Linked DNA regions of Homo sapiens: region 1 is linked to region 2. A link is an interaction called in ENCODE POLR2A ChIA-PET data of the cell type or tissue named here. Cell type or tissue: PC-9. All regions are shown on one strand. Each heading gives the region's core, and the rest is flanking DNA. Links, peaks and the distances in the headings are about the cores only. Region 1 overlaps PRKCH (protein kinase C eta). Region 2 overlaps HIF1A (hypoxia inducible factor 1 subunit alpha).

Region 1 (15,496 bases), core at 4,100-9,099, 230 kb after region 2:
AATGAATTAGAGAAGTGTCTCTGTGGTACCTGCCACACCTGCTATGCAGTGCTTGCGTTCCCACTTATCTCCAGCACCACCCACCAGTCTTACTGCACTCTCTCTAAGAGAGTTACTACTTGTTCTCTTCCTATTTTGACTCCCACGGTATTTAAGAATATTCACTGTTTTTAAAGCTCTTATAATTTAATAATGATGTCAATACTGTCATGAGTTTATGATAGGAACTGCATTTAACAAGGTTAATAAATAGCAAATTTCAATCAGGAAATCCTTTACTTTGGCATTCATGCCCCTAATATACGAAAATTTTTCTCTAAGGAAAGCAACAATTGCATCTCAAGAGAAAAAGAGTTTATGTGAGCTGGGTGTGGTGACTCATGCCTGTAATCCTAGCACTTTAGGAGGCCAAGGTGGGAGGATTGCTTGAGGCCAGGAGTTCAAGACCGACCTAGCCAAAATAGCAAGACACTGTCTTAAAAAAAAAAAAAGAAAGAAAGAAAGAAAAGAAATAAAACAATAAAAAAGAAAAAAGAGCATATGTGCAATTAGGTGAGGACACTAACAGCAGAAAAAAAAACAGGAAAATGTGAGAATAAAAATTATCTAACATTCACTATTACACTTCTCACTGTCTCCAACCTTCTCTCTGACTAAAGTTACATTTGATATCTGTTGAATTCTGAGACTTAACAACATCAAGCAGATTCGGAGTCCATTCAAAGTATGGTATATTATGATCAAAAGATTGTGTGTCACAAAATGGAGAATCAAATATTTGGGAGGGGGCTACACACGGAAGATATTATCATGCAGGACACTGCTCACAAGTGGCTCACCTAGCTCCTGACTGGTGAGCCATGCTCCACATGACTGTAATTCTTGTAACTTAGAGCAGGTTAGCCACACCCTTTAGTTAAGGTGTAGATTCTTAAAATGGAATAGAATCATGGTTAAGGGATTCACTTCAAATGTTAAAATGAAAAAAAGAGAACAACAGTGTGTTTAGCACCCTGCAGGTCTTGGCTATGACAGGTCCTTAGCAAACTGGGGCTGAACCAATTCATGAATAAACAGTCTCTTCTGAGACTGTCGGGCCTATTTTATGAATACAAAGTGAGGCAAATTTTAGATTGCAGGCAGTGTTTATTACTGTTATTAATTTATCCTAATGGATCCTTGGAACCTTTGTGAAGCCTGGGCAACATTGCAAGACCCCTGTCTCTACAAAAAATAAAAAATAAAAATTAGCCATGTGTAGTGGTGCGTGCCTGTAGTCCCAGCTATCTACTTGGGAGGTCCAGATGGACCGGCTGCAGTGAGCCATGATTGCGCCACTGCACTCCAGCCCGGGCTATGGAGTGAGACCCTGTCTCAAAAACAAAAACCAAAACAAAACTTCTGTGAATTTAATTCCAAAAAAGGTTTCAACTGATTATCATGAGAAGTGGAAGGATGGATCATACCAGGAGAGGGAAGAGGCAGTGAATTAGAAGACAGGGCAGCAACCAAAACTCACCTATAGATGATTCCTTTATCATGGAGGAACATGAGAGCCGAAATGATTTCTGCAGCATAGAAGCGAGCTCGTGCTTCATCAAAACGACGAGACTTCTGAATGTGGAACATCAAGTCACCCCCATTCACAAACTCCATCACAAAAAACAGACGATCCTGGATACAAACACAAGAGAGGGCCCAATGTGGTGTAGCAATTAACCTAGAGCTCCATCAGCAGCATATTGCCTAAGGCTGTGGCATAGAGAGGACACTGTCAAGTGGATGTATTCCAGGAAACATCCTGACCATGGGTCAGGGTGCAGTGCAACCGGTCTGGTGGGATTAGATCCCCTGGGCAGAGCAGCACCTGGATCTCCTGTAGTTCATTTCACACAGCCTTGAATTGCTACATGAAATCAAAAGTACAGAAGGCATCAGAAACCTTTGACTCGAGTTCCAGCTCTGTACCTTAAAGGTCATGTACCTGGAGAGAGAATGTAAATCGAAAGGTAAATGCCTTTAATCTGGAACATGTGGGGTTAATTACCCAAAGTAAAGGACACCTAGCAGGTGCTCTAGTTCTCACAAATGGGCAGAGAACAATCACAGAAAAAGAACACCCCTTTAGACAAGTCAGCCAAACAGAAGTGGAGGCCGGGTGCAGTGGCTCATGCCTGTAATCCTACCAATTTGGGAGGCCTATGTGGGTGGATCCCTTGAGCCCAGGGGTTCAAGACCAGCCTGGGCAATATAGCAAGAGGTTGTCTATACAAAAAAATAAAAAAAAAATTAGGCAGGAGGATCACCTGAGCCCGGGAAGTAAAGGCTGCAATGAGCTGTGATTGTGCCACGGCACTCCCACCTGAGCGACAGGAGTAAGACTCCTTCTTCCAAAAAAAAAAAAAAAAAAAGGAAGCCAAATGACAGCCTCACAGTAGCATCCACATTGGAAATACCACTCAGTCCTTCAAAAGATTGAGTCAAGAGTCGGAATGTAGAAATGAGCGAGATGCCATCTCCCCCTTAAGTGACTCTCAACCTAGCAGGTAAAAGTGGACTCTTAAAAGTCACTATGCAGTGTACTAAATACTATGCAAGTAGTGTGAATAAAGTGCTATGGAAATCATGACTGCTTCATGAAAGAAACGTGTAGGTCTCATTTAAAAAGTGATCCAAGATTTATCTAAGTGTAAAACGTTTTGCTTCAAGCACCTCTAAGATAAATGGGTTTCCTCACTCCTTCCTGTGACATTTATGAAATTCCTGATTAGCTGGTGCTGAGTTCGGAGCCGGGATCCCATAGAGAGTAGAGCAGACACAGCCTCTCCCCATACAGAGTTTGGTGTGAGAAACACATTACTCAAAAAAAAAAAAAAAAAAAAAAGTGACACAAGCAGATTGACAAATTCTGGTAAATCCTGTGAAGGAAAAGCAGAGGAAGCGTGATATCTGGTCACCTGCCTGGGGGTCAGGCGACGTCTCTGAGCAAGGGAAACATGAGCTAAGGCCCACAGGATGAGTGCCATCGACTTGGGACCCCGTGATACCATTTTGTGGGATTGCAGATTATTTTGCGAGGAAAGTGGTATTTTACCAACGGATGCAGATACACAGAACCTATCATTATTTTTGGGTGAGACAGGGTCTCATTCTGTCACCCAAGCTGAAGTGCAGTGGCACGATCTTGGCTCACTGCAGCCTTGACCTCCAGGGCTCAAGCAATCCTCCTACCTCAGCCTCTGGAGTAGTTGGGACTACAGGCGTGCGCCACCACACCCGGCTTTGATTTTTAGTAGAGATGGGGTCTCATTATATTGCCCAGGCTGGTCTCGAGTCCTGAGCTCAAGCAATACTCCCACCTCAACCTCCCAAAGTGCTGGGATTACAGGCATGAGCTACCACACCCAGCCTTGAACCTATCTTTATTTGTGGTTGTAAGTGCCACCGGCTTTGCACAGGGTGTTTCCACACATTCACAGCTGAACAATGGGCAGAGCAGGGTGCGTGCTCCTGCTCAGCTCCCATTGCAAGCCTGGTGTAACCACGCAGACCCCTATCAGAAGGAAGCACGGCTTATGACCTCCTATGCCCTATTTTAACTAACGCCTTAATTAGAAGAAAAAAAAATCCCCTGAATTTATTAAACACTTCTTTCTGCTAAAAGCGAAGCAAGAATTTAATAGTGAAGAAGGAATGGCAAGATTCACAAAACAAAAACCACCACCACCAAAACAACTCTTCGGGTTGGCCAATGTAAGCCAACAGGCAAACTATGTAAATACAGCAAGCCATCTGCCTAAGCTCCTGGCCTTCATTTGAGGGTGACTGACAAGGGGAGAGGCAGAATTGGGTGGGACAAGCTTTGATGAGCAATGGCTGTCCTGTATTTTCTAAATGGGAAGGATTAAGGTAGAATTAGCAGGTTAGCAACAGGTTGGGCGGAGGATATACACACACCGGAAACATCCCAAAAAGCTGCATCTGCATAGTAAGGTTTTATGCCAATGCTGTATCTGTCCATTTGGAGGGATGGCCACTGATGGCCTGAGGAAGACTAAGACAAAAAGCCACCCTGAATCATCTCTGGGCAAGGAGGTCAGTCTTACATGTTTTCGTTAACCAGCCTGTTCATCTTCCTCGTGGATCTGACTGGCAGTCACATGAATTCCAATTGCTCTGAACACCTGGCTACTGGAACTGGGTCAGTGGGGAAGTGGCCATTCCTTAGGCTGCTATAAGTGGCGCACTTGGCAAGAGTTTTAAGGCAGTAGGCATCGAAAGCCTAAAATCTAAAAGCCAGACTGTGGGCTAAATTCCAGATCTGGGGGGAGAAAATCCTGCCCTCTAGTCTTGCTTTAGCCCAGCCCCATCTACAGCCCTGGAGGCAGATTCTCAGATAATGCCAGACTCTGGCAGATTCACCTCTGCTACACAGTGAGGGACCATAAGCTTTAGAATTCCAGAAAGATGGGTTCTGCTGTACCTGTTTCTTTTCATTCAGAGTCTCATTTCTAACCTCCTGTCTGGCACCACCTGGAACACAGAGTGTAATTCACAGCCCTCAGGTTATGAGCAACTCTTGAAGCAGGCAGGAGACACAGGCCAGCTGAGACACGACGACGACTTAATGCAGAGTACTGGTCCATCCTATCAAAGACCTCAAATAACGTCACCAGGTATAAAAAACAAAGACATGTTTATCAACAAGCAAAATGTTTTTGCTGTGAGGAAACCCTCTGTTGACCTGCACTTCTGTTCACCCCATTTTAAAATGTTTGCTGCAGAGAGGCAAAGATTTGGCAGCAATTTCTCCAAGATTACTTTTGAAGAGAAGGAGATAAACGACAAAAAATCTCTAGTGTTTAGAAAAGAAGATCCAGGCCAGGCGTGGTGGCTCATGCCTGTCATCCCAGCACTTTGGGAGGCTGAGGCGGGCAGATCACTCGAGGTCAGAAGTTCAAAACCAGCCTGGGCAACGTGGTGAAACCCCGTCTCTACTAAAAGTACAAGAAAATTAGCTGGGCATGGTGGCATGCACCTCTAATTCCAGCTACTTGGGAGGCTGAGGCAGGAGAATCACTTGAACCCGGGATGCAGAGGTTGCAGTGAGCCAAGATCGCGCCATGCACTCCAGCCTGGGAGACAGAGGGGGACTCTGTCTCAAAAAAAAAAAAAAAAAAAAAAAGGAAAAGGAAAGAAGACCCACACATCATCAGGTGGTGGGTGGTGGGGTGAGGAGTCATCATCAGAAGTAAAATTGTATTAAGTATGTCCTCAGGTCCCTTCGGGCAAGTGTGCAGTAAGTGATAGCTGCTGCTGAAGCTGCCAATGCTTGTGCTCTCATGTAGGTATTTTCAATTTAAAAAAAGATCACAAACGTGAATGTGCAGGATGATTTTAGTTATAGCCAAAAATGCAGACAGATGCATAGAAAGGATAAAAAAGATGGCTATAGAGTGACAGAAGTCAGTTTTTTGTTGTGGGATCGGGGTGACATTTCTTTTTTCTACCTTTCAGTATCTTTCAAAGTTTCTATGATGAGTGTGTATTACTCTTGCAATTAGAAGCAAACTAAAGTCACATGTGCTTCCTCCATGTTTTTCTTATTTTCATCTGAAAGATGGAAGATAAGACATGGGAAAGACACAGTTGTGAGGCTGTTTGAGAGAGCCCTTGTTTAGGCAATGGGAGTCAGAAAGCAGCTACAAAAAGAAATTGTTGCATCCTTGTTGCCCATTATTAAGGGACACGAGTAACCACCCATGTCCCATAATGGCCTTTCTGCTGCCTGAGGTAACCAGGCTTGTTGGAATGGCATCCACAGTGAAAATCGGCTGGCTCTGGTTCAGGTCCCAGCAGCTCCACTTGGAGCCTGGTGCGCAGGCTTTACGACATCTACTACAGCTTGCAGAGATCTTCTTGGTTCCTTTAAGGTTCTGAACAAAGACAAATGTTTACTAAACACACACGTGGTACGCCAGGGCCTGGGTAAGGACCCAGTCTCCTAAAACTAATATGACTCCACACTGCTCTCAGTAAGCTCATGGACATGCAGACACAGCACATCGCCACAGTGTGTTAAGTGCAGTGGAGAGGTACAGAAGGTGTTATGGGGACACCGAGCAGGGCATCTGAGCAGCCTGGAGGTGGAGGTGGAATTTGGCAGGTGGGGTTTGGGGGGAAGCTTCTGAGAGGAGTCAATTCCCCAGCCTAGAAGGATGAGGGTATGCAAGTCAGGCTGGAGTGGGGACTGAGGTGGGAGGTGTCAGGAAGACTGTGCAGTTGAAGTGTAAGATGTCAGGCAGACGGGAGGGACTGCGAAGGCAGGCAGGTTGTCAAGCGCTGGAGTGGGTGAGTGTGAGGCTTCGCTGTAACTGTACTGCTGTTTTCAAAATGAAATGCAGAAAAAGCAAAAAGCTACTTAGGGGTGCTTTCACAGGTCACCCACAAATGAGAAGTGCAGGGTCTCTGCTGCCATTAATAAACATGATCACTCACTACCAGTCTCTACTAGAATTATAAGCCCAGTGCCTGGGGTAAAACAGGTGCAGCTATGGTGCTTGGCTTGAAAAAGACTCCAGTAATGTTGGAACTTGCCACATAGAATAAAACAACATCAGCTACAAAAGCAAATCACTCCAGCAAAATTAATTCCAAAGGAGTAAAACTTCTCATATTTAGTGAATGCCCTTTACAAAGCAAAGACCTGTATTTGAAGCTCTAAAAGGAGGCAAAAGATAACCTCTCACCTACAGCTCTACTCTCAGTCTGTGCTATTTAAGAATTAGTATCACTGATGACTCAACAAACACCAAATCATGCTTCACAAATTCAATTGTGAAGCAACTAGGTGAAGCATTTTTTGGAAATCCTGCATTTAGGGAAGTACTGGAAGATGGATTATGGTTGTAGTGAGTCACTCCTATGGCAGAGAGGGGTTTCCCAAATCCCACTCTAGACAGAGATGGCAAAGATGACTGTTTCTGTATTTAAACCTGTGCATAGAACCATTTTGGTTTTTCTAAAGTCCATTTTCCTAGAAACTGAGCCTGCACATCTGTACAGCTTTACCTGAGGCTTTTGGCTTCTGTCAGGTGAAGTCTGCCCTGACCTGTGTGGTAGGAAATCTCAAGGCCAGGAGACCGGTTTAACATCACTTCTAAAGCCAAGTGGCTAAGCCCTTTGTCCCTGCTCCTCTCTTTTGTCCCTGATTCAGCCAACCACAAGTACAAGTCATTAACATGGGGTGATGAACACCGGTGGGAGTGAAAGCAACTCAGAAATCCCTTTGTCCCACACCTGGTGTGAGTTACAGGTGTGGGAGGCAGAGGAGCTGCTGCCTGGTGATAATAGAATTCCTGTCGTCACTTGCTCTGATGCCACTGACCTGCTGCAGTCTGGGTCCACTCTCTGCCCTGGCTATCAGTTCAGAACTATTCCTTCCCCAGGCCCAAGGGGCTAAAAATATCCCCCGAATAATGGCTGTCAGTATAAGTAAGGTGCATTCCCTAAGGCCCCCTCATTAAGGGCTGTTCGATAGGAGTTAAAGCTGATGGGCAATTTGTATGAACAAGAGACATAACATCCGGGTGGATGAAAGTGCTATGCCAGGATGGTACCAGTGACAAGATGATACTAACTAAGGAAAGTGACTGGAGAGCGAGCATGGACCAGGCAGGGCAAGATCCTGTAAGGTCACTGGGGCAAACATCTTTGGAGGCATCTGCTCAGCTCATGGTGATCCCTTCCTCAGCATTTACCCATGCTCCAGCCTGGCCGCATGGGTAAACGCTCAGCATCTGTGCACAGCCAGTTAGATCAAGCTGCACCTGCTCAGAGTCTCTTTTCCAGAAAACTGAAACTGAGGTAAAAAGCTTTTAATTTAGTCTAGGCTGTGTGCAGGAACTGAGGAAACATGAGTTAGGAAACGGAAACTGCTTTTGCAGTGTAAACGTGGGAAATGCCTGGGTATAAGAGAGTGGAGAAAGACTGGGTGGGTGGATGGACAGGTGGGTGGGTGAAGGAGAAGAATGAAGCAGAAACATAGAGTGAGGCAGAGACAAGAGATCAGGGAGGGTGAGTGAGCCAAGAGCAAAACTGCCAGGGTTCCTCATGTCTTTCTGGTTTCAGATCAGCCGAGAGAGCTGGCCAACTCCTGCCCTTGGGTTGCATGAGACATCCGTTGTACCTCTGAATCTTTATTTTTAGTTCTTTTTTTTGCATAGCCTTAAGAAAGTTTTCTTACTACCTGAAGTAAATTTTCTGCTACCAGGAGAATTTCAGCTAAAATACACACAATTTTTGTTTTTCTTTTTGAGACAGGGTCTTGCTCTGTCACCCAGGCTGGAGGGCAGTGGCAGGATCATGGCTCACTGCAGCGCTGAACTTCTGGGCTTAAGTGATCCTTCCAACCTCAGCCTCCTGTGCGGCTGGGACCACAGGTTTGTGCCACCACATCTGGCTAATTTTTTGTATAGACTGGGTATCTTTGTGTTGCACAGGCTGGTCTTGAACTCCTAGGCTCAAGCAATCCTACCTCGGCCTCCCAAAGTGCTGGGATTACAGGCGTGAGCAACCATGCATGGCACACACACCCATTTTTAAGGGGTAAGAAGTTTCCTTATTTATTTATAAATCTGGGATAATAACATCTATAACTACAGTGATCATGTAAAGATTAAACCAGAAGCCAAGTGCCTCATACAGTGCCAAGCCCAGAAAAGAATCTCAATCAATAGAAGCTATTGGTACCACTACATTATATAAAGAGGAGATTTTGTGCCCAGTGCCCAAGTCCCTGGTATGACTAAGAGGAAGCCCAGGGCAGTGGCGACACCTGGGCTCTGGGCCAGGATGCTTGAGGTCCAAGAGCAACTCCTGCTGTGCTGTATTTAGCTTCTCTCTCACAAAACTCACTTCTGCAAAATGGGGATAATAAGACAACCCAACTCACAGGTTTGTGAGGATTAAATGATTTAAGCTAAGGGCTTTGAATAGTGTCTGGCATACCATAAGTGAAATGCTCAAGAAATGTTAGCAACTATTATTATCCTCATCATCATGAGTGCATCCACTGCAGCTTCAGCCGCCATGGCCGTCTGCTCCCAGGGCTCCAAAGGGCCTGATGCATGAGGCATAGGAAGGCCCCTTGGCTGTGGCTGTGGCACACGTGGCAGTGAGCTGCATGCACTGGGTCTCGAGGCCTCCTTCACAGACCTCCAAGACTGGCGGAGGTACACACACACTCACAAGTGGACAGGAATGAAACAGCAGCCGAAACAGCAACTGCAGCAGCTCCCCCAACCCTCAGTGTGGGACAAGGGTATAGAGGGTCGAAGGAGGTGGAAGGAGTCCTAGCCCAGCTGTTGGGACACAGGGATGTTTCCCGATGCTATATGGTAATGGCCTTGACCGGGTAAGGACTTTTCTTTCTGGGAAATGCTTGCTAAGCAAGGGGTTACAAAACTAGATTTGATAACCAAAACATACTAACAAAGGTTTCAGTTCTGATAAGTTTTCTAACACTGACTGGTAATTCATATTTTCTATTTTAGGGGCTTTATAATAATTATTATTGCAAAACAAATGCCCTCCTTATGTACTAAAAACATATTACTGTAAGCGAGACTTTTTATAGCAGTTATTCTTCCTTTCTATAAAGTTGATTCAATCTCAGAACCAGATTGCAAAGATTTGTCTCCATTTAAAGAAAAAATCTGTTGTCTCTATGATTTAAAGACTGCATTTGAAGATGTATCATTCCAGAAACCAAGGCAGTAGGAAATAGCCACCATACTCAGAATTATAGTGAGGATGCAGATTACCTTTTGGAAATAATTCAAAGATAGACATAACACGTAAAAGTTATGAAAAATGTAGCTATTGCTTTAAGGCAATGTTAAGCTGGGAGCCACATCTATTCTTACTTACCCAAGTTCTAAGAACTGCCTTGGAGTATTTCTACATGAATAACAAGCTCATGCTGTATGAAAAGCTGCAGAGTGCTATTGACGGCTGGGGGAAAGGAGAAGGAAATCTCCGTAACAGATAGCAGTGTTGAACTTCTCCTAAGTACCGTTGCTTTATTATTTTTCTCAGACAAAGTCATCTACAGGGTGAGCAGGGAGTTCAAATAAACAGGAAACAGTTACTGACGTCAAAGAGGTCACAGTGGAAAAGCACCCGCATGAGGAAATCTGATTGCACCATGTCTGAACTGGAAATAACTTGAATTTAACCACATTAAGAAAGATTACAAAGGCTTCAAGGAAGAAACAATGAGAAGGAGTCTAATGGCTGCATTTTTTTTTTGAACTTATCATTTTGCACAGCCCAGAAGATGTCAGAGGTTAATTCAATCACCCAGCAACCCCTGTGTCAAGCCCACAGGCAAGATACATCCTGTCTGAGCTGAGACTAGTCTTTGGGAAGGTGAAATATGTCCTGAATATAACAAAGCCTTAGGACTTTGCATTTCAAACCTAGAGGGACACACAGCTCTTTTCAAAGACCAAGTGTTTTCCTAGTAATCTGGATGCATTATAGCCATCTCTCATAATGAAACCTGACAAGGCTTACTGGCATATATACAGTAGACCAGGGAAACAAAGAGGAAATCTACCTTGCAGTTTAACACACTGTGAAACATCCAGGCCAGGATGTTCTTTAAAGCATAAATAAGTGGTAACATATGATCAGGGGTACAGCAGAGTCAGAGCACAAGTCCCCTCTTCCTGATGGAACCTCCTTTGGCATTTCTGGTCCACATACAGCTTTCCAGTATCATTGTGTAGGGCTGGGATGGATCTGTGCACTTGGTCTTCTTTTCCATGGGGGACCGGAAACCCTTGAAGGCAGAGCCCAGATACTAAGTGAGATATCTTTAATAGCACCAAGCACAGTGCCTGGCCAATTGTGAGGGTTAATAAATGCTTCAAGAGTGAACATAATAGGAACCATTTTTGTCTCCTGGTAAAATTTAAAATGGAACTTTAGAAGAGCTGGAACAAACTGCCAAGATTCGTTTCACCCAACCATTTTACAGAAGCAAAGGGCAAAGAAGTGAAGTACCTTGCCCATAGTTAAAACAGTTTGTGGAAGAGTTAAGTAGGACAATCAGGTCTGCTGATGCTATATTTTCCTTTATAAAGCTTTGATTTTTCTATTTATAAAACTAATTACATATCCATAGTTCAAATGTAATTACAAAGTAAATAGATAGAAAATTGAGAAGAAAATAAAGAAAATTCAAATAAAATCACCCTAATCCTGACAACCAGATATAGAAGTCTCAAGCTTTTAGCTTCCAAAGAACTGGAGATTTCAGGGCAAATAAGAAGTTTTCAAGGTAATGTTAACTAGATTTAATTTTTCCTTTGTGTCCTAATTATACTTAACATTTTATAGCATGTTTTAAAAACAGAAAGGAAAAAGTAAAAAACATACACTTCTCTTTTCATTTATATTGCATATTATTTCCTGATATAATTAGTCATCAAGACCATGATTTTTTTAACAGTTGCATGCTATTCCCGATGCCAGTTCTATGAAGTCCTACAATTAGCTTGACTTCTAATTAGGTTAATGAAAATAAAAGGACACAGCTTTTATAGTCTCTATGCCATGATAAAGATCATTTTTTTAGCCTGGTAAAGCAGGCATCTCTCAGTGGAGATGATTGCTAACTGGGCACGGTGTTTTAATTGATTGGTCAATCATTTAGACATCACTAACCTTTAGAGCACCCCCTAGTGGTCGAGAAGAACGTTTGAACAAACCTCCTAGTCAAAAACTATCCACATTTGAAATACACTAAAACTTAAGAGTCACAAAGAAGATATCTTGGATGATTATCTACTTTTTAAAAAAGGTTTAGCAACTTAACAAAAGCATCCACAATAGGATTTCTTCAAGTCATTATTTCACATAGTGAAATTCTCTTTATAAAGCTTTTGGTTTAAGCATCAAATAGGATATTTATGGACTTAGTTTGTATAGGGCTTGTAGGATAAAGAGTAAAAATACCATTTCATTTATTTAGATCATTTTTCATGATGGAGATCCCTAAACTGTGTAAACTTTTAAGACAACCACAATTTCATTTCTCCCTCTGATCTATGTATGAATTCGACACTTATGCCATGTGGGAAGATATTTTGGGTTATAGTTGATTAGACACTTTGCCCAGTTAGAGAAGTAGAGACTATGGCCAAGAATATGCCATATCTGCCTCAAGGTGATGCCTGGGAATCTACTGGCTGAGAATTCATTTCCTCTCCCCCTGTCTGCAGTGCTGATGCACGGGCCGAAGTTTCTGTGTGGAATGTGCCTTTCACATGCTATTCTGAGTTTGATTCCTCCACTGTAGCCATGACAAACTCTTCTCTGGTCCTCTGGCTGGGGAACAAAATCTGTTCAAGCAAATGACATGCCCACAATTTCTTCCCAAACTATTAAAAAATTTTTTTAAAATTATACTTTAAGTTCTAGGGTACATGTGCACAACGTGCAGGTTTGTTACATAGGTATATATGTGCCATGTTGGTTTGCTGTACCCATCAACTCGTCATTTACATTAGGTATTTCTCCTAATGCTATCCCTCCCCCAGCCCCCCATCCCCTGCCAGGCCCCAGTGTGTGATGTTTCCCACCCTGTGTCCATGTGTTCAACTCCCACCTATGAGTGAGAACATGCAGTGTTCCCAAACCATTTTTGCAATCTGGGTTACATATTGATCTCCACTGTCAATTAAGGAAGAAAGTTGCAGACCTTACTCTAAAGGTATGGAGGCTAAATTAAAAGAGGTGGAGCTCTAACAGGAAGGGGAACAGTCATCAGAAACAGCTTAAAAGGTTTATATGGGAGAAAGCACATTGTGTTAACTTTGAAGGCAAGCTTCAGTTGGCTAAGTGGAGTTCAGACAGGTTCTTAAAACCCCAAAAATGAGCAGATCCTAAGATGGTGACACCAAGAACCTCATGCCGTATCCAATAGAACTCTGAGTCTGTTAGTGAACTGACTTCATCTCAGCACTTGATTTATCCTACTATGAAACCACTTCCTTCTGATTCTTCTTCTTTTTTCCACTCAACCTTAACCCTTACTTAGAATTCCTTCTTCAAGTCTCCTCTCTTCTCTCTCTATAAACATCTACTAAAAGATTTTTGATTTTTTTTTTTTTTAAGACAGAGTCTCGCTCTGTTGCCCAGGCTGGAGTGCAATGGCGTGATCTTGGTTCACTGCAACCTTTGCCTCCCGGGTGCAAGCGATTCTCCCTGCCTCAACCTCCTGAGTAGCTGGGATTACAGGTGCGTGCCACCATGCCCGGCTAATTTTTGTATTTTTAGTAGAGACAGGGTTTTGCCATGTTGGCCAGGCTGGTCTCGAACTCCTGACCTCAGGTGATCCACTCACCTTGGCCTCCCAAAGTGCTGGGATTACAGGTGTGAGCCACTGCACCTGGCCTGAAAGATTTTATATTATAGTTTCCACTTACCAAGAGGACATGGATGACACCAAACTGATCTCCCATCTCAAGTGTGTTTCTGACAAACAAGCATCTTACCACTGAATTTCCCCCAAACCGAACTCATGCTATTCCATTCTCTTTAGGCTTCCAAATGGCCAGAGCCCTGGCCATTCCCACTTAAAAAGTCCTATCATGTCTACTTCTTTAGTGTTTCCTTGACTCCACTCCCATGATTGCTGCCTTGGGGCAGGCAAGTTCCCAGATCACGGGCCCAGCATCCTCACCAGATCTGCTGCCATTAGCCTCCCTCTGTACATAGCAGCCAGAGAGAGCCTTCTAACATGCAAATCTTATGTTACTCCCTCACTTAAAGATTTTGCTGGCTCCTTTTACCTAAACAGTTTAGTCTAAGCTCCTCAGCAAAGGACATCAGACCCATTATGACTTTGCTTCTTCATCACCACCCCCCTACCCCCGCCGCCAACCACCACCATTTCCCTTCTTACAAATCTGCCTCATCTAGTCATTTGGGGTTTCCTGGGCACATCCTGCAATTTTAAGCCTCTGTGCCTTTGCACTGCTGTTACCTCTGTCTGGGAGTCTATGCCCTCCTCTTGTGACTATAAGATCCCTATTCATCTTCAAAACACAGCTCACACAGCCCCTCCTCTGGGAAGTCCTTCCAACCTCCACGAGGATCAATCATGACTTTCTTCTCTCCATCACATGGTGTTATCATGACCTTTGACTGTAAGCAATTAAAAGGCAGGTCCACATTTTGTTCTTGTGTCTTCATCCCTGGCACATAATGCATGCTCCATAAACATTTACAGAATTGAATTTAAAATGCAAGATAAGTACACTAATACCATTCATTATATTACAGAAACAGGTAATGTCTCTTTTGGCTAGGGTCTACTTTCAATATTTAGAGACTATTCAGCCTTAAGATAGCATTTAAGGTTCTACTTTTTGTTTTGTTGTTTTTTTTGTGTGTGGGTTTTTAAAAAATTGAGACAGGAGTCTCACTTTGTCATCCAGGCTGGAATGCAGTGGTGCAGTCCCAGTTCGCTAATGCAGCCTCAACCTCCCGGGCTCAAGCAATCCTCTGGTAAGGTATCCACATTTCAAGTTGAAATGGCATTTCCATGTATGGGAAACAAAAGAAAAAAAGCCAGCAAGTGGCTCTCCCTCAAAGCCCAATCATATTGCTATCAGCACGTTTTCCCATGCTGGTTGGGAAACATTTTGCAAAACTCTGATTATCTGTTTGTACAATCCAACCACATGTACCACACACAGGATGGGAATCTGACTCACAAAGTTCAGGTTTGGGAGGATGCTTTTCATAAAATGCCACTGACTCAATGCCTTGCTGGTAAAGTGAAAGTGTAATTATTAAATGCTAAAACAAGACAAGCTGCAGTATTTGTACTGCTTGCTTTTTAAAAATAACCCATTTTAGATATATGCTCAGTCAGCTAATCTTTTGCTCCCTGGATGCCCCCAGGCTCTGATAATAATGCCTTATCGAGCAGCAGGCTTCACTGTTGAGAGCTGCCAGCAGCATGCCAGCCCTCACTCACATTAAACAGACGCTGCACGCTTCCGCTGTCTCCCCCGAGCTCAGGGGCTCCATCCCTAACAATGCCACTGTCAGTGCAGGCACCAACAGCTGTAATGAGCCCCCAACAGGAACTTTGCCTTTCTACAAACTCAGAAAAAAAATAACGCTTATATTTTCATAAAGAAGGTCTGACACATTTGGCTTTGGCTTCTATAAAAAGAAAAGTGATCGTCTAACCCATTTGACTTTTCATACCAAAGACAATCACCTGACAGTCATGTAAGGGAGCCAGGGGAGATTCTTCCCCCCTGGGAACCAATGTCTGGCGATATGTTTGGTTGTTATAACTGGAGAGGTGCTGCTGGTATTTTGGGATGCTGCTAAACATCCACAATGAACAGGACAGCCCCCACCCCCAACAAAGTAGGCAAATGGCACTGCATTATGCAAATCAGTGATT
Region 2 (15,496 bases), core at 4,666-9,665:
TTAGAGACAGAGTCTTGCTCTGTCACCCAAGCTGGAGTACAGTGGCATGATCATAAGCTCACTGCAGCCTCGAAATCGTGGGCTCAAGCAATCCTCCCCCTCCCTACCTCAGCCTCCCAAGTAGCTACAGGCACACGCTACCATGCCCAACTAATTCTGTTAAATTTTTTGCAGAGACGGAATCTATGTTGCCTCGACTGGTCCTGAACTCCTGGGCTAAAGCGATCCTTCTGCCTTGGCCTCCCAAAGTGCGAGGATTATAGGTGTGAGCCACCCAACCTGGCCTTTGCCAGTATTTTTAAATCCAAACACCTATGCATGGTGCTTACTAATAACACAGTGGTATTCTAAACATTTTTCACCTATTATTTAATCTTTATTATTATCACCATGTTACAGATAAGGACCCTGGCTAAATAGCTTACCCAACATTACTCCGTTAATAAATGGTAGAACCTGTATTTCACTCAAGCAGTCTGGTGTCCACGCGATTAACACTAGACTATGTTGTCTCTCAAAAACTCATCCTGATTACCAAGGCAAGTATTTGTAAGTCTAGGCTATTATTATAAAGTTCGAAATTTGCCTACTTCACATGCCAAAGACATAAAGAAGGAATTATAGGAGTTGGCTTCAGAATTTAGGACTTGACCTAAGCTATTCAGAGAAACTCAGAACCAGGCTCTTTCTTGGAGTTTGCTTATAAATCCAAAATCCTAACTGAAAGGCACCTACAATGGTAATAGATGCTCTCTGCTCTACTGTCCAGCAGCTCTTCAAAGCAAGGTAATCCCTTCCGGTAATGCCAATCATTATGGCGAAAGAGTCAAAAGATGGTAATTCAGTCTATACTCCCAGTAGACTTTATTTGTACAGAGCAGCTATTTCAATATCTAAGTTCAACATTGTTGGTGTTTTACTTGCTCAACATTTGTCTAGCAGTCACAGAAACTGTTTTTTTTTTTCCTGAGACGGCATTTCACCCTTGTTGCCCAGACTGGAGTGCAATGGCGCGATCTCGGCTCACTGCAACCTCTGCCTCCTGGGTTCAAGCAATTCTCCTGCCTCAGCCTCCCGAGTAGCTGGGATTACAGGCGTGTGCCACCACGCCCAGCTAATTTTTGTATTCTTAGTAGAGATGGGGTTTCATTATGTTGGCCAGGCTGGTCTGGAACTCCTGACCTCAGGTGATCTGCCCACCTTGGCCTCCCAAAGTGTTCGGATTACAGGCGTTGAGCCACTGCGCCTGGCCCTTCCTTGTTGTTTGTACTCATTTTTAAAGTTATTCTAACTTGTATTAGGCCAAATTAATGAAGAAAGGCTTAAGTTTTTAAAATATTAAAAATATTTTAGATCTATACCTAAAGCTAACACACATACTATAATGATGCAGTCTCCTAACATGAGGTGATTTTCTGAAACTAACTGGTTTTTAAGTGGGAAGGGTTTTGTCCTCCAGAATTTTGTATAATGGTGGCATAAACACTGGAAGGTAACTCTCAAGGTCTAATCCTCAAGGTTTTTAATTCCATCATTTCCCACAGGAAAACAAATGGAAAATCCACCAAGTTCTTGGTTTGTATTTTGCAGCATATTTGAAGGAATTTTAGGAACTGAAATACCAGCAAACGAATAAACAAAAAGTATAACACCATCAGTACTTACTAAAACAACATCTCACATTTCCATAAGAGAATTCAGTTACTGTTCTTTTTCCTTAAATGGCTTTGAGCATTGTCTTGCTGTTTGCATAAGACTGTTTACTAACCTGAGTGTTTTCACAGATTTGGGAAGCTTAGATTTTTGAACGTTCCAGCAAACATTCAATTTGGTGTCAGCTTGACATTAAGATATACTCCTTACACACAGCTCTACTCTATATTTCACAATGTGCTCAGTTAATCTACTTTGATTCTATTTTTATAAATCTAAATAATCTCCTATTGTTTTGGAAAAAACTCTCCAACAGCTTTTTTCCCCCCTCTGCTCCCACACCACAGCAATCAACAACACAGAAGACAACTTCTGCAACCCTATCGGGAGAGGAGGGGTTCTCTCCACCACCAGGTGAGCAATCAGTTCTGCAGCGGACACCAACTGGGTGTCCTTCAATTCAATTCTAACACTATCTACCTGGAGACAGTGTCAGGTTGAGGGCTCAGTCCCCAAGACTGCCCCCTCAACAGGAGTTGCAAGTCTGGCCTCAGGAACTTCTGACTGACAGGCTTCAAAAGTTGGGATTCTCACAAACCCATCTTTGCTGGAGCAGCTCACAGAACTCAGGGAAACATGTTTACCAGTTTATAATAGAGGATATTAATAAGGATACACATGAAGAGATGTGTAGGGCGAGGTATGGGAGAAAGGATGCATCTATCAAGTACCATGCACTGTGCTAGGTACTAGAAATATAGTGAGAAGTAGAATAGCCTTTGAGCTTAAATGGCCTCCCACTCCTTAGTCTACTGAAATAGTCACCTAATGCTTTATTCCCAAATGCTTGTCTAGCTGCATCGTGAAGGACATTCAACATTTCAAATTCCTAGGCCTCACTGGGAATTTGAATCTGTAAATTCTGATTCAGTAGATCTAAGTCAGGATCCCAAAATCTGAGTTTTTAAAAACTTCCAAGATGCATATGATACGTAAGTTTGGGAACCACTAGCTGATCATTATTGCTAACCACTGTTACTCTGCTTTAATTTCTTTCTGAAACCATCACCATAAAGATCCTTCCGAAGTAAAGAAATTTGGCATTATGGCCTGATTAAAATCCCATTAAATGTACACAGGACAAGGTCTAATTATTTAAAAGGAAGCCCTCCCTTACCTAGTTCCCTGTCCACCTCTTTATCCTCATCATTTTCCACATTCTTCAGCCACACTGCAGTTACTCAAAAGCACCATAGTATTTCCTTTCTGGCTTGCTTACTCTACTCCTTCTGCCTGGGGTACCATTCCCAATATGTGGCTTGGTAAATTTATAAGAGAAACTTTTAAAGATTTAATTCAAACATCATTTTGTTTCTGTTTTTTTTTTTTTTCCTCTGGCTTCCAAAACTGGTCCTCTCTGGTAGAACTGATCACTCTAGTTATTTGGCTATATTAATCTTCCTTCACAATGCTTAAAGATTCTTGGGGGCAGGAAACTGTCACACATTCATCTTTGTCTTCTCAGTAGTGATGTGCGTAAGTTTGACTTTGACATATTTGCCCCAAATCTGCTATGACTTTGATTTCTGGCACAGGAAAAGCTGACTGCCCTTTCAACATTCTTTTTGGGAATCCCTGATTTGTGCTTTATTAGTGCTCCTAATCATAATTAACCAGCATATCAATGTTAGTACTATTAAATAAACATAATATTTGAATTTACTACAATTATCTGGATATGCATTTTCAAGTATAAGCAAGCATACTAGATATAAGTTACAGTGAAAATCTTATATTCTTTTGTCTCCCTGTTTCTTTGCACCCCTGTAATCTTTTTCTGTAACAGCAACTAGAATAATCCTTTTAACAAGAAATCAAGTCATATCACTCCTCTCTGCTTAAAATGGTTTTTGCCTCATTTAGAGTAAAAGCCAAAGCCCTTCCAATAGTCCATATGGGCCTCCACAATGGCCTCATTACCTCTTTGATCTCACCTTCTACCACTTTGCCCCCTTTGCTCATTCTGTTCTAACCATACTAGCCTCCTTACTGTTCTTAAAACACTTCAAACACATTGCCTCCTAGAGCCTTTGCACTAGTTGTTCCCCTTGCCTGGACTACTGCTACCCTAAATACCCACAAGGCTTGCTTCTCCACCTTTTTCAAGTCTTTGTCGCAGTCTCACCCTCATTGAGATTCCCTGATCACTGCCTCCATCTTGGTCCTCTTGCCCTGCTGTATTTTTATGAAAGCCTAAGTACATATCTTACTTGATTATTTTATTTTCTATCCCACCAATCCACACCTTCACTGGAAAGTAAGTTCCATAGAGGCGGAGACTTTTGTCTATTTTGTTCAATGAACATCCCAAGCACCTAGAACAGTTTCTGACACATAAGAAGTATTCAATTATGTGCTGGCTGAATGTATGAATTAATAAGTTGAGATTCGATCACTAGTTGAAGTATAAATATATATTTTTGCAAGAATAAATGCTACAGTAACTGATTATGACAGCTAATTCTGTGTACAAAAACAACCATTTATTTATCTAGCCAAGTTCCTGGCACAGAAAAGCAGCTTAGTAAATGTTAACAAATGAATCGTGGAATAAATGTGAACACAGGCAAACACAGGCATTAGCCACAAGGTAAACATCAGAGCCAGCAGAGCCAGCAGTGTCATCTTCCTGAAGTAGAAAAAAACAGCTATCAATTAAAACAATCACCCACCAGTATAACAATGAAGAGTATCACCATAAACCAAGGCAAATAAATGATCTTGCCAGGAAAGAGATTTAGAGGTGTAAAGAGAGAGCTGAGAAACTAGAAAGCCAATTTGCTGAAAAGAGGTTCAGTGTTTAAGATTAGTTCCCTTATCGCTTTCATCTACACTCATGTCTTTTACTGTTTTGTCCTAAGCAAATGTGGTCAGGAAAATGTGTGAGTTATAGTTAATGTTCTTAACCAATCAAATTACTAGCCGAGTGTAATGGTGCACTCCTGTAGTTCCAGATACTCAGGAGGCTGAGGCAGGAGGATTATTTGAGCCCAGGAGTTCAAGGCTGCAGTGAGCTGTGATTGTGCCACTGCACTCCAGACAGAGCAAGACACTGTCTCAAAAAAAAAAAAAAAAAAAAAAAGGAATACTTAAACATCTTTATCATCTTTATGTTTTCCGAACCCAGGCAGAAACAGGAGTTTACTAACTTTGGTTTCCACAGTCTTTTTCAAGAAAGTGCTGTCACGAAGTTTTCATTAAGTTGATACCTAATCCTATTGCCTTTTTTTTTTTTTTTTTTTGAGACAGAGTCTCGCACTGTTGCCCAAGGCTGAAGTACAGTGGTGCGATCTCCGCTCACTGCAACCTCCGCCTCCCAGGTTCAAGCGATTTTCCTGAGTAGCTGGGGTTACAGGCGCCTGCCACCACACCCGGCTAATTTTTTGTATTTTTACTAGAGATGGGGTTTCACTATGTTGGCCAGGCTGGTCTTGAACTCCTGACCTCTTGATCCGCCTGCCTCAGCCTCCCAAAGTGCTGGGATTACAGGCGTGAGCCACCGCGCCTGGCCAGCTTTGTTTTTTTAAGGAGGGTTACTTTTAGACAAGTATTTTATATGTATTATTGGAAGTATTATTAATAGGATCTGTTGTTACATTTTCTATCTAGTAATTGTTGCAAAACCAGAATACTTAAAACATCACATGTAATTTTTAAAAACCCTATCTCTACTTAATGGAAAAAATAGCAAAAACCTGACATTTCAAATTAAATATAAATTACATTTTCAAGACAGCTAGCAATCTATTATTTTATCTGGGAAAATATCTTCTGAATTCTAATCAATAAACTTTAAAAATAAACCTTTAGGATACCCACATGTTAGAGAATGTTATTGATGTATTCAAAAAATATTTCTTGATCATCTTCTATGAGTCTAACACTCTTCCCAGAACAGGACACGGTGCAATAAACAAAACAGACCAAGTCTCTACCTTCACGGAGGTTATCTTATGGAACAAATGTATTTTTACATTGCTTGTTGTTATCCAGCAATATTTTACCAGGGTCAATCCCTAACTGACAAAACACGTCACAGAAATTGTCTTTCCATTAAACCAGCTACCACAAAATTTCAGGATAAAAGCAAAGTCTACAAAAATTAATCTTTGCTTATACTAGATGCTACAATATAGTATTATATGAACAGAGCAGGCTATACAAAAAAAATTGAGTATGATTCCACTCCTGTGTGTAATGTATGTGTATAAATATAAACATATGTAGCTATACACACATATAACTCATAGATGCACAGATAAAACCAGAATACAGTGATATACAGTGTTAGCAAAGTTTACAAATATTAACTAGTTTCAAGATACCAGGATCACAAATTTTTTGTAATTTATTTTAACAAAAATTCACCATGAACTGACACTATCACTGTACCTGCATTTGTCAAAAAACTCTGAAAGAAGTAGTAATCTAACTTGAACTATCATATTTCTTTCCTACTGTATATCCTAAAGAAAAGTATAGACTGAACAGGCAATATAATTCAGTATCTTCAGTTTCTCATGCTAACCTAATTTTCAAATTTTGAAAATTCTGTATAATTAATTTGAAATTCAAAAAAACAGATGAAATGGTTTGTTTCTAAAGAAAAATGTTCAGAATGCATACACTTATTTTATTTTTGAAAGCAACTAAATTTCTTGGTTTAGATCATTATTATCTAAACGGCACAACAACATCTCTCTTAAATATCCATAATTAAAGAAAAGATGGATTTATTCACCTTCCAAACCTCACCAAAATGCTTACTTTAAATGTGATTTTCTAATGCAGTAAAATAAACGGGGAAAAGAATCACTGTTTTACATTGGAGGGTTCCTTCTGAAAATGAAATCTATATCACATCTGAAATAGCCATAATGTGTAAATTTTTCATTTACATGTTAATTTATTAAGTAGCTAATACTTTTCCATGTGTTTACATTAATGTGTATTGAAATATTACTTGTAAGAAGAATGTGCTTTTTGTTTTTAGATTATTCCTGACTAGTGATATAAATAAAATCTTTCCTGGTCCAGAATTGGTGTTGAGCCTCTCAACAAATCTTTGAGCCCTGATTATATATAAGGTATTGTGCCAGGTGCAGTGGCTCACGCCTGTAATCCCAGCACTTTGGGAGGCTGAGGTGGGCGGATCACCTGAGGTCGGGAGTTCGAGACCAGCCTGACCAACATGGAGAAACCCCGTCTCTACTAAAAATACAAAATTAGCTAGGCATGTTGCCACGTGCCTGTAACCCCAGCTACTCGGGAGGCTGAGGCAGGAGAATCAACTGAACCTGGGAGATGGAGGTTGTGGTGAGCTGAGATTACACCATTGCACTCCAGCCTGGGCAACAAGAGCAAAACTCCATTTCAAAAAAAAGAAGTATTGTGCTAGATAAATAAAACAACAAAAATGTGTATGTAAAGTTTTTACTCTAAGATGAAGGTTCTCAAACGTCAGTTTTCATCACAGTCCCCTGGAAGAATTCTCAAAACACAGAATGCTTGCCAAGTCAATCCTAAGCCAAAAGAACAAAGCTGGAGGCATCACACTACCTGACTTCAAACTATACTACAAGGATGCAGTAACCAAAACAGCATGGTACTGGTACCAAAACAGAGATATAGACCAATGGAACAGAACAGAGCCCTCAGAAATAATGCCGCTTATCTACAACCATCTGATCTTTGACAAACCTGACAAAAACAAGAAATGGGGAAAGGATTCCCTATTTAATAAATGGTGCTGGGAAAACTGGCTAGCCATATGCAGAAAGCTGAAACTGGATCCCTTCCTTACACCTTATGCTAAAATTAATTCAAGATGGATTAAAGACTTAAATGTTAGACCTAAAACCATAAAAACCGTAGAATAAAACCTAGGCAATACCATTCAGGACATAGGCATGGGCAAGGACTTCATGTTTAAAACACCAAAAGCCATGGCAACAGAAGCCAAAATTGACAAATAGGATCTAATTAAACTAAAGAGCTTCTGCACAGCAAAAGAAACTACCATCAGAGTGAACAGGCAACCTACAGAATGGGAGAAAATTTTTGCAATCTACTCATCTGACAAAGGGCTAGTATCCAGAATCTACAATGAACTCAAACAAATTTACAAGAAAAAAACAACCCCATCAAAAAGTGGGCAAACGATATGAACAGACACTTCTCAAAAGACGACATTTATGCTGCCAAAAGACACATGAAAAAATGCTCATCATCACTGGCCATCAGAGAAATGCAAATCAAAACCACAATGAGATACCATCTCACACCAGTTAGAATGGCGATCATTAAAAAGTCAGGAAACAACAGGTGCTGGAGAGGATGTGGAGAAACAGGAACACTTTTACACTGTTAGTGGGACTGTAAACTAGTTCAACCATTGTGGAAGTCAGTGTGGCGATTCCTCAGGGATCTAGAACTAGAAATACCATTTGACCCAGCCATCCCATTACTGGGTATATACCCAAAGGATTATAAATCATGCTGCTATAAAGACACATGCACACGTATGTTTATTGTGGCACTATTCACAATAGCAAAGACTTGGAACCAACCCAAATGTCCAATAATGATAGACTGGATTAAGAAAATGTGGCACATATACACCATGGAATACTATTCAGCCATAAAAAAGGATGAGTTCATGTCCTTTGTAGGGACATGGATGAAGCCGGAAACCATCATTCTCAGCAAACTATCGCAAGGACAAAAAACCAAACACCGCGTGTTCTCACTCATAGGTAGGAACTGAACAATGAGAACACATGGACACAGGAAGGGGAACATCACACGCCGGGGCCTGTTGTGGGGTGGGGGGAGCGGGGAGGGATAGCATTAGGAGATATACCTAATGTTAAATGACGAGTTACTGGGTGCAGCACACCAACATGGCACATGTATACATATGTAACTAACCTGCACGTTGTGCACATGTACCCTAAAACTTAAAGTATAATAAAGAAAAAAAAAACACAGAATGCTGAGCCTTACTTCCAGAGTTTCTGATTTATGAAGTCTGAATGGCGCCTGAGAATGTGCATTTCTAACAAGTTAGTAATGCACCAACTAGGTGTTACCAATGATGATAATCTGGGGACCACTCTGAGCCCCTCTGCTCTAAGAAGATACTTAACGTGTTCTTCAAAAATGCCCAAAGAAGTAAAAGAGCAACGCTCAAAACTAGTTTGTTACATACTTTTCTCTTTAAAAAACCTACCCAAATGCTTTACAAATACAGGAAATATATCCACCTCCTAAGACATTAATACACCACATACTTAGAACTTAGTAATTATAAAATACACTAACTACACTGACTAGACTATTCAATGGTTGACCTGTGGTATATATCCACAATCATCAATAGAACTTTTTTCCCCCAAATATAGAAGGCCAAATCCCAACCCTGGAAATTCAAATTAAAGGCTTGGCACATCTGTTTAAAAAATAATATCAACATAATCCTGATGAGCACTCTTAGCTGTTTAAAGTCTATGTTTCATTTCTGAGTGCTTGTAAAATTTACAGATCCCTGAGTTCCATCCCAAAATTACCAAATCAGAATCTCTGGCGAATGGGTCCCTGGGAATCCATAGAGCAACTAGACACTCAGGTGATTTAACCACAGAAGTTTGAGAAACATTAGCAGGTCTTAAAGCAAAAGCTTAACAGGTAGGCCAGCAAATTTTGAAAAACGAGAATAATTTATTTTTAGCTATAACTGAATACACATCCTATAACATACCATGTTTGTCAGGCAAAACACTGAATATAGTGAGTTTCACAATACTATGTAATGTGAGGTATAATTGCTAAGAATAAGAAGCTAGCAGTAAAAGTCAATAAGCCAGCAAGAACAAGTGTGCGTTTAGTAAAACTTTGCCTTAAACACGTAAGTGCATGAGTAGAGTTCAAAGATGACCTAAGGAAGAATGTGGCAACTGAATTTTTTTCCAGTTCTCTGAAACAATTTTTTAAAAGTCAGCTTTTAATACCTTCATGAATGTCACAAACATTCAAGAGTGAAGAATCACTGTTCATGGTTAAGAGCTGTGTATCACTGACTTTCCCCAAATTACCTACTCTATCACTCTTCTTTCTCTGCATTGCTTCCTTCTCAGCTTGTAAATCCTTTTCTTTCTGTTTCCCTTATTTATATGCTCTTAGATGGTAACAGATCTAAGACTAGAACCTAAGAAGGTCAGTGACCCTAAACTTTGTGTGTATGTAGAAGAATGTGTCCTTGAAATAATTATTTGCTTAACTTTAATAGAAGATGCATAAATAATAATAAAGTACTTACATAACAGGAAAAAACACATGTATTGAAATAAGGGTGTACAATAGAAAGCATACCCTAAAGACTTCTTCTATTAAATATTTAGCTCTAAACCTTGACCATGATTAAGATTCTGGAAATGACAAAGGAGCAGCTCTCCTAAAGCAAGAGTCTCTGTTTTCCAACTATACTAATCCATCCTATCCAATATTACCAAATAAATTTTCCAAAGTGACCTTCTGATCCTGTTTCTTTGTCTTTAAAAAGGGTTAGGTAACACTATTAGTGTGTGGCAGATCTCAGATTCCACCTGAGAATCTCCACCCTTTTCCCCATTTTAATATGAAGCCCCATTTTTAATATGGCCTATGCCTTTCCACAAATCAGATGCTCAATATATAATTTTTAAATTAAAAGATTCAAGAAATTTGGGACTATTTTTTAAGAATAGAAGGAAGAAACATGATAGCTACCCTCAGATATTTGAAAAGGATATCAAACAAAAGGCGGATTTGGTAATTTATACAACTCCAGAGAGTAATAAATAGGAATTACAACATGGCAGTGCTTTGTTTAATAGAGTTAAAGCAGTGTTGAAGTTACACTCTATGAGAATTTTTAAAACCGTGTTTTCATTTTGGTGGCATTGTAAAAAAAGAAAAGGCATATTCTACATCATCTAAATGATCTCTCCATAGTTCTGTATACTTGCCTCAAGCCTTCTGTGTTTGAGGCTGCATTTGTTTATGATCAAACTGTTACCAAATGACCACTAAAAGGAACAAGGTTACATTTTTTAATGCAGTATACATACTCAGACTGAGGTCACTGGGTACATCTCAAAAATTCAGAGGATTATTTTGCTCCAAAAGAGATCTGAACATTAATCCTGTGTTAAGAAACACAGGAATAAAAAAGAAAATAAGTAGATTGTCTTGTGAGAATGTTTTGTGTATGTATGTCTGAAAATTCTAAAAGCAGACTGGCCAATGCGCCTGTGGTGGTTGACATTAAATAACAAAACTTAAACCCAAAAGTCTGTACTTCGCAAGAACCTCAAACTTTAAAGTGCAATGAACTGAAAATTTAAAAATGGAATATGCTATGAATGAATGAATGAACATAAAAAATGGAATGTTCAACTGTGGCCTAAGCCATCAACGATTCAATGCTGTACTCAATAAATTAGCTGCACAAATACCTGTTGAATAAATGAATGCACAACAATCTGTTACAGGACATAGTATAATAGTTAGGTGCCTGAGTCATGGTTAAGCGTTGAAGAAATTTTTTGAACCACTGAAATAAGTCAACTTAAATTATTCAAGAAAATATCCCTTCATCCATTCACAGTGAAGGCTTTGACTACTGGTTTGACACTATAACCATTTAAATATTTTAACTATGTTAGCTACAAAGGCAGGCAATATCCAACTTTCCTCTGCTAACAAGTTAAAAGACATTTAATGAGATTCTGGACACAAAGGACATGGAAATGTAGGCTTTCTTAATTTCCCCCTCCTTTAACATCCCAAATAAATAGCTTTGAGAACATTTTTCTTCCTTTAGTATTACCACTATGGAAAATTATTTTAGAATAACATGTCTATACATAAACCAGTATTTAGTCTGCAAAGGCCAGATGTTTATGGAAAAAAAACCAAGTAAAGGAAAAGCATCAGTAACTATTCTGCCACTATTATTTACTCACTGGTGGTGAATAGCCTTCGTCAGATTATCACAAAGAAGGCTTGAGCGATTCTAAACAATGTTGAAAACAACTTAACCAATACTATAATATTATGAATATATGGATAGTTTCTACTTAATTAAGCCCTTACTTTGTGCCAAGAGCTGTTCTGAGTGTTTCATATGAGTTGATGTATCATTTCATTCTCATAACAATCCTATAAGGCAATTATTCTTATCATCCCAATAAAGCAATTTGTGTAAGATCACACAGTAGAGCTAAACGATCTAGAAAAATGTGTGATCTTAACACATATTTAGTAGAGAAAAGGATCATCTTTTTCTTGAGATGAAAACCCTAACCCATAGAAGAAATACTCAACTTCCCAAAAGTCATGACAAGAACAGCTTGCAGAATGACTACACTTGGTAGAAAACTATAGAATATGAATTCAAATGACTTGCAACAAAAACTCATGGCCCATTAATTACTGGTCAAGAGTTCTGTGTATAGTAAGATAATATTCTACAAGAAGACCATCAAATATGCTACAATAAGACATATTTGACTCATGTAATCAGGGAACTCCATTCACATGGCCAAGTAGGGCAAAACGTTTTCTTCTAGGAAACTGATATATAGACACTAGAAGAGAGAGGGAGTTTTTTTTACTTTTTTTTTTTTTATATTACAAACTGTATGGATGCAGGTATGGGGATGCTAGCCGTCCTCTTCCACACCATACAGACAGCCTGTCAGTGGCAGAGTAAGGCCAGCATGCAAATAGAGCAAAGGTATACAAGCCAAGTAATATCAAGACAAAAGTCAGGGATTATTACACTCTGAGATCATTTGAGACTCTAGATTTGTCTCTTAAACCAAAATTAGATTGTGTTAGCCAATGACTACATTTTCCCCTCTTAAACTAGATTGAGTTGTATTTTGCTACTTGCAATAAGAAGAATCCTAATATACTTATCAAATTGCCAGTGTTCCAAATTTAAAACTTTAATGATGATAAAGTTCAAGAAAATGACACTCTAAAATACAACTAGGTCAAACTTTCTAGAAGATAAACAGGCAATTACATTGAAAGCTTTAAAATGGATACTTTTTGACCCTGTAATTCTACTTCTTCTAATTTATTATTAAGAAAGAACCATGAGGCCGGGCATGGTGGCTCACGCCTGTAATCTCAGCACTTTTCTCACTTTTTTGAGAATAGGTTTGATAAAAAGGCAGTAATGGTAAAACAGACTATATCTGAAATCTGGAGAGTATTAAGAGCCATATATTATGTTAAGTACCCAACATTAATATTATCTAATTTAACCATCACCACAAGCCTACAAAATTCTGATACTCTTCCTCACTATTTAGATGGGAAAAAATGTAGATGTAAATTTTTTAAAAGCAGGTTAAAAACAGTACTCAGTCCCTAATCCTACAGTTATTAACATACAGATGTAACACAGAATTGAGAAATAGTAGACAATGGTCTCTACATAGTGAAAAAGCAGGTGATTTTTATTTCTTTGTGCACCTGTGTAGTTTTTAAATTTTTTCCTCCAAAATTTTAAAATTTCATTAACATTAAAATAGTTTAGCCAGATCAAATGATTGTAAACACACTCAGGGAACTCCTATTTAAATGGTATTCTATTATAAAGCAAAGAGAATAATCAATGCTCTTCTATTATAAAGCAAAGAAAATAAACCCCAACCTTACTATAAAGTAATAGAATTTAAATATCTATATCAAAAAAAGTCAAAGGAGATTCTTTAACTTTCTTCTTACCAATCAGTGAATCTCAGACAGGGAACTAAAGAATTAAAACATTCTTTTTAATTTTTTTTTTTTTTTTTTGGAGACAGCATCTCACACTGTCATCAGGCTGGAGTGCAGTGGCGCGATCTTGGCTCACTGCAACCTCTGCTTCCCAGGTTCAAGCGATTCTCCTGCCTCAGCCTCCGAGTAGCTGGGATTACAGGCATGTGCCACCACATCCTGCTATTTTTTTTTTTTTTTTTTTGTATTTTTAGTAGAGACGGGGTTTCTCCAAGTTGGTCAGGCTTGTCTTGAACTCCTGACCTCAGGTGATTCACCTGCCCCGGCCTCCCAAAATGGTGGGATTACAGGCAGGAGCCACCGTGCCGGGCCGACAATATTTCTAAAGAAACCTTTTAAAAACCTGCATTCTCTTTGTTCATCCAATTATTCAATCATTGTCTCATTTGTTAATTCAAATACTTATTAAGAGCTCACTGTGTACACCACGTACCAGTATTCACACCACAGATTTCTTTTTTAATTTTTTTGAAACACAGTCTTGCTCTGTCACCCAGGCTGGAGTGCAATGGGGCGATCTTGGCTCACCGCAACCTCCGCCTCCCAGGTTCAAGCAATTCTCCTGCCTCAGCCTCCTAAGTAGCTGGGATTACAGGCACCCGCCACCACGCCTGGCTAATTTTGGTATTTTTAGTAGAGATGGGGTTTCACCATGTTGGCCAGGCTGGTCTCGAACTCCTGACCTCAGGTGATCCACCCACCTCGGCATCCCAAAGTACTGGGATTACAAGCATGAGCCACCGCGCCCAGCCCACAAATTTCAAATTCAGCCTACTTGGGATTTGGTCCACTGAAACATATCCAGTTTTATAATGGAAAGGGGGAGGGTAGAAATCATTTTAAAGAAATTTGCTTAGCATCTGAATTTACAAGACTCTTAAGAACAGAAACGTATCCCAACCCTCAAAGACTTCAACTTTCGCCTTTAAACCTTATTTTTAACCATAGTATTTTTCAGCTGGAAAAACAAATCCTCCCAAACTACTTGGAAAAAAAAAAGGGGGAAACACGGGGGACCTGTCCTTAATGAGTGAAAATTGCAATATTAAATACTAGACACTTTTAAATTAATTTGCCTAAATATATTGTGACTTTTCAAACAAGTGAAGAACTACATACAGTAAACTATGTTCCATCACTACATTTTCCCATTTACAAGATAATAAATTTTCAAAATCATATGTTGAAATAATCTTTATGGTTAAAACTGTAACCGGTTAAGGTGAAATTTTAAAATAAAGAAACACTCATAAATAACAGTTGAGATCACCAGAACAGCTAAAAGCTAACATCTTGGGAACAGTTTTTAATAAAAATACATTATTTCAATTATTGTTTTAAATCTTAGAGAACAAATTTCCTAATTAAATTGGGCTTTATCAACAATAGAACAGGTGTACACTATTTTACCCAAAAAGTGTTTCTGTGAAAAAGTACTGGCATAACAAATCTAAGTCACTAGAAAAATTGAATTCTCCTTTTAGAGGTACTTACTCTCCTTTCAGTTAAAGCTTCCACTGGCAAACTGTAGTTAGCTTTCAGCTGGTTAATTATCCACAAACAAGCCCTTAAAAACAATCACTTCAACATATTAGATGGCTACCACTTTGCCACATTAGATGGCTAAGAAAGAAAGAGAAGAGAAGGAAGGAAAGAAAGAAAACAAGTGTTTAGAAGGATGTGGAGAAATAGGAACCCTTGTGCACTGTTGGTGGGAATGTAAACTGGTGCAACTGCTATAGAAAACAATATGGTGGTTCCTTGAAAATTAAAAAGGGTTACCATATGATCCAGCATCCCTCTTCTGGATATGTATCCAAAAAAAGTGAAAGCTTCAAAGAGAGATTTGCAGACTCATGTTCAGAGCAGCACAATAACCAAGATGTGGAAGCAACCCAAGTGTCCGTTGCTGGATGAATGGAGAAACAAAATATGGAACATATAATGGAAT

The links. Peaks named below come from ENCODE experiments on the same cell type or tissue, not always from the same donor. Only the 100,000 strongest peaks of a DNase experiment are listed, where the experiment ranks them.
Region 1: POLR2A ChIA-PET joins it to region 2 with 10 read pairs; 23 of 35 experiments call an interaction of 5 or more read pairs at or near these places.

What each region holds. Positions count from the first base shown.
Region 1 is chr14:61,471,680-61,487,175 of GRCh38, reverse strand. PRKCH (protein kinase C eta) reads right to left here. Exons shown (of 14, transcript NM_006255.5): 10 at 1,520-1,674. Among named protein-coding and RNA genes, the nearest start is that of PRKCH-AS2, 66 kb to the left of the region's middle. RefSeq lists enhancers at 7,452-7,621, 8,219-8,388, 9,466-9,525, 10,159-10,238, 10,349-10,448 and a cis regulatory region at 8,303. In PC-9, for the core only: no CTCF peak of the experiment used is centred there; DNase peaks (open chromatin) are centred at 6,815, 7,225 and 8,825; H3K27ac peaks cover 3,759 bases.
Region 2 is chr14:61,700,507-61,716,002 of GRCh38, reverse strand. The region is part of intron 1 of HIF1A (hypoxia inducible factor 1 subunit alpha); the gene reads right to left. It overlaps HIF1A-AS3 (HIF1A antisense RNA 3), which reads left to right. Exons shown (of 3, transcript NR_144368.1): 3 at 175-445. Among named protein-coding and RNA genes, the nearest start is that of HIF1A-AS1, 12 kb to the right of the region's middle. In PC-9, for the core only: no CTCF peak of the experiment used is centred there; no DNase peak of the experiment used is centred there; H3K27ac peaks cover 1,500 bases.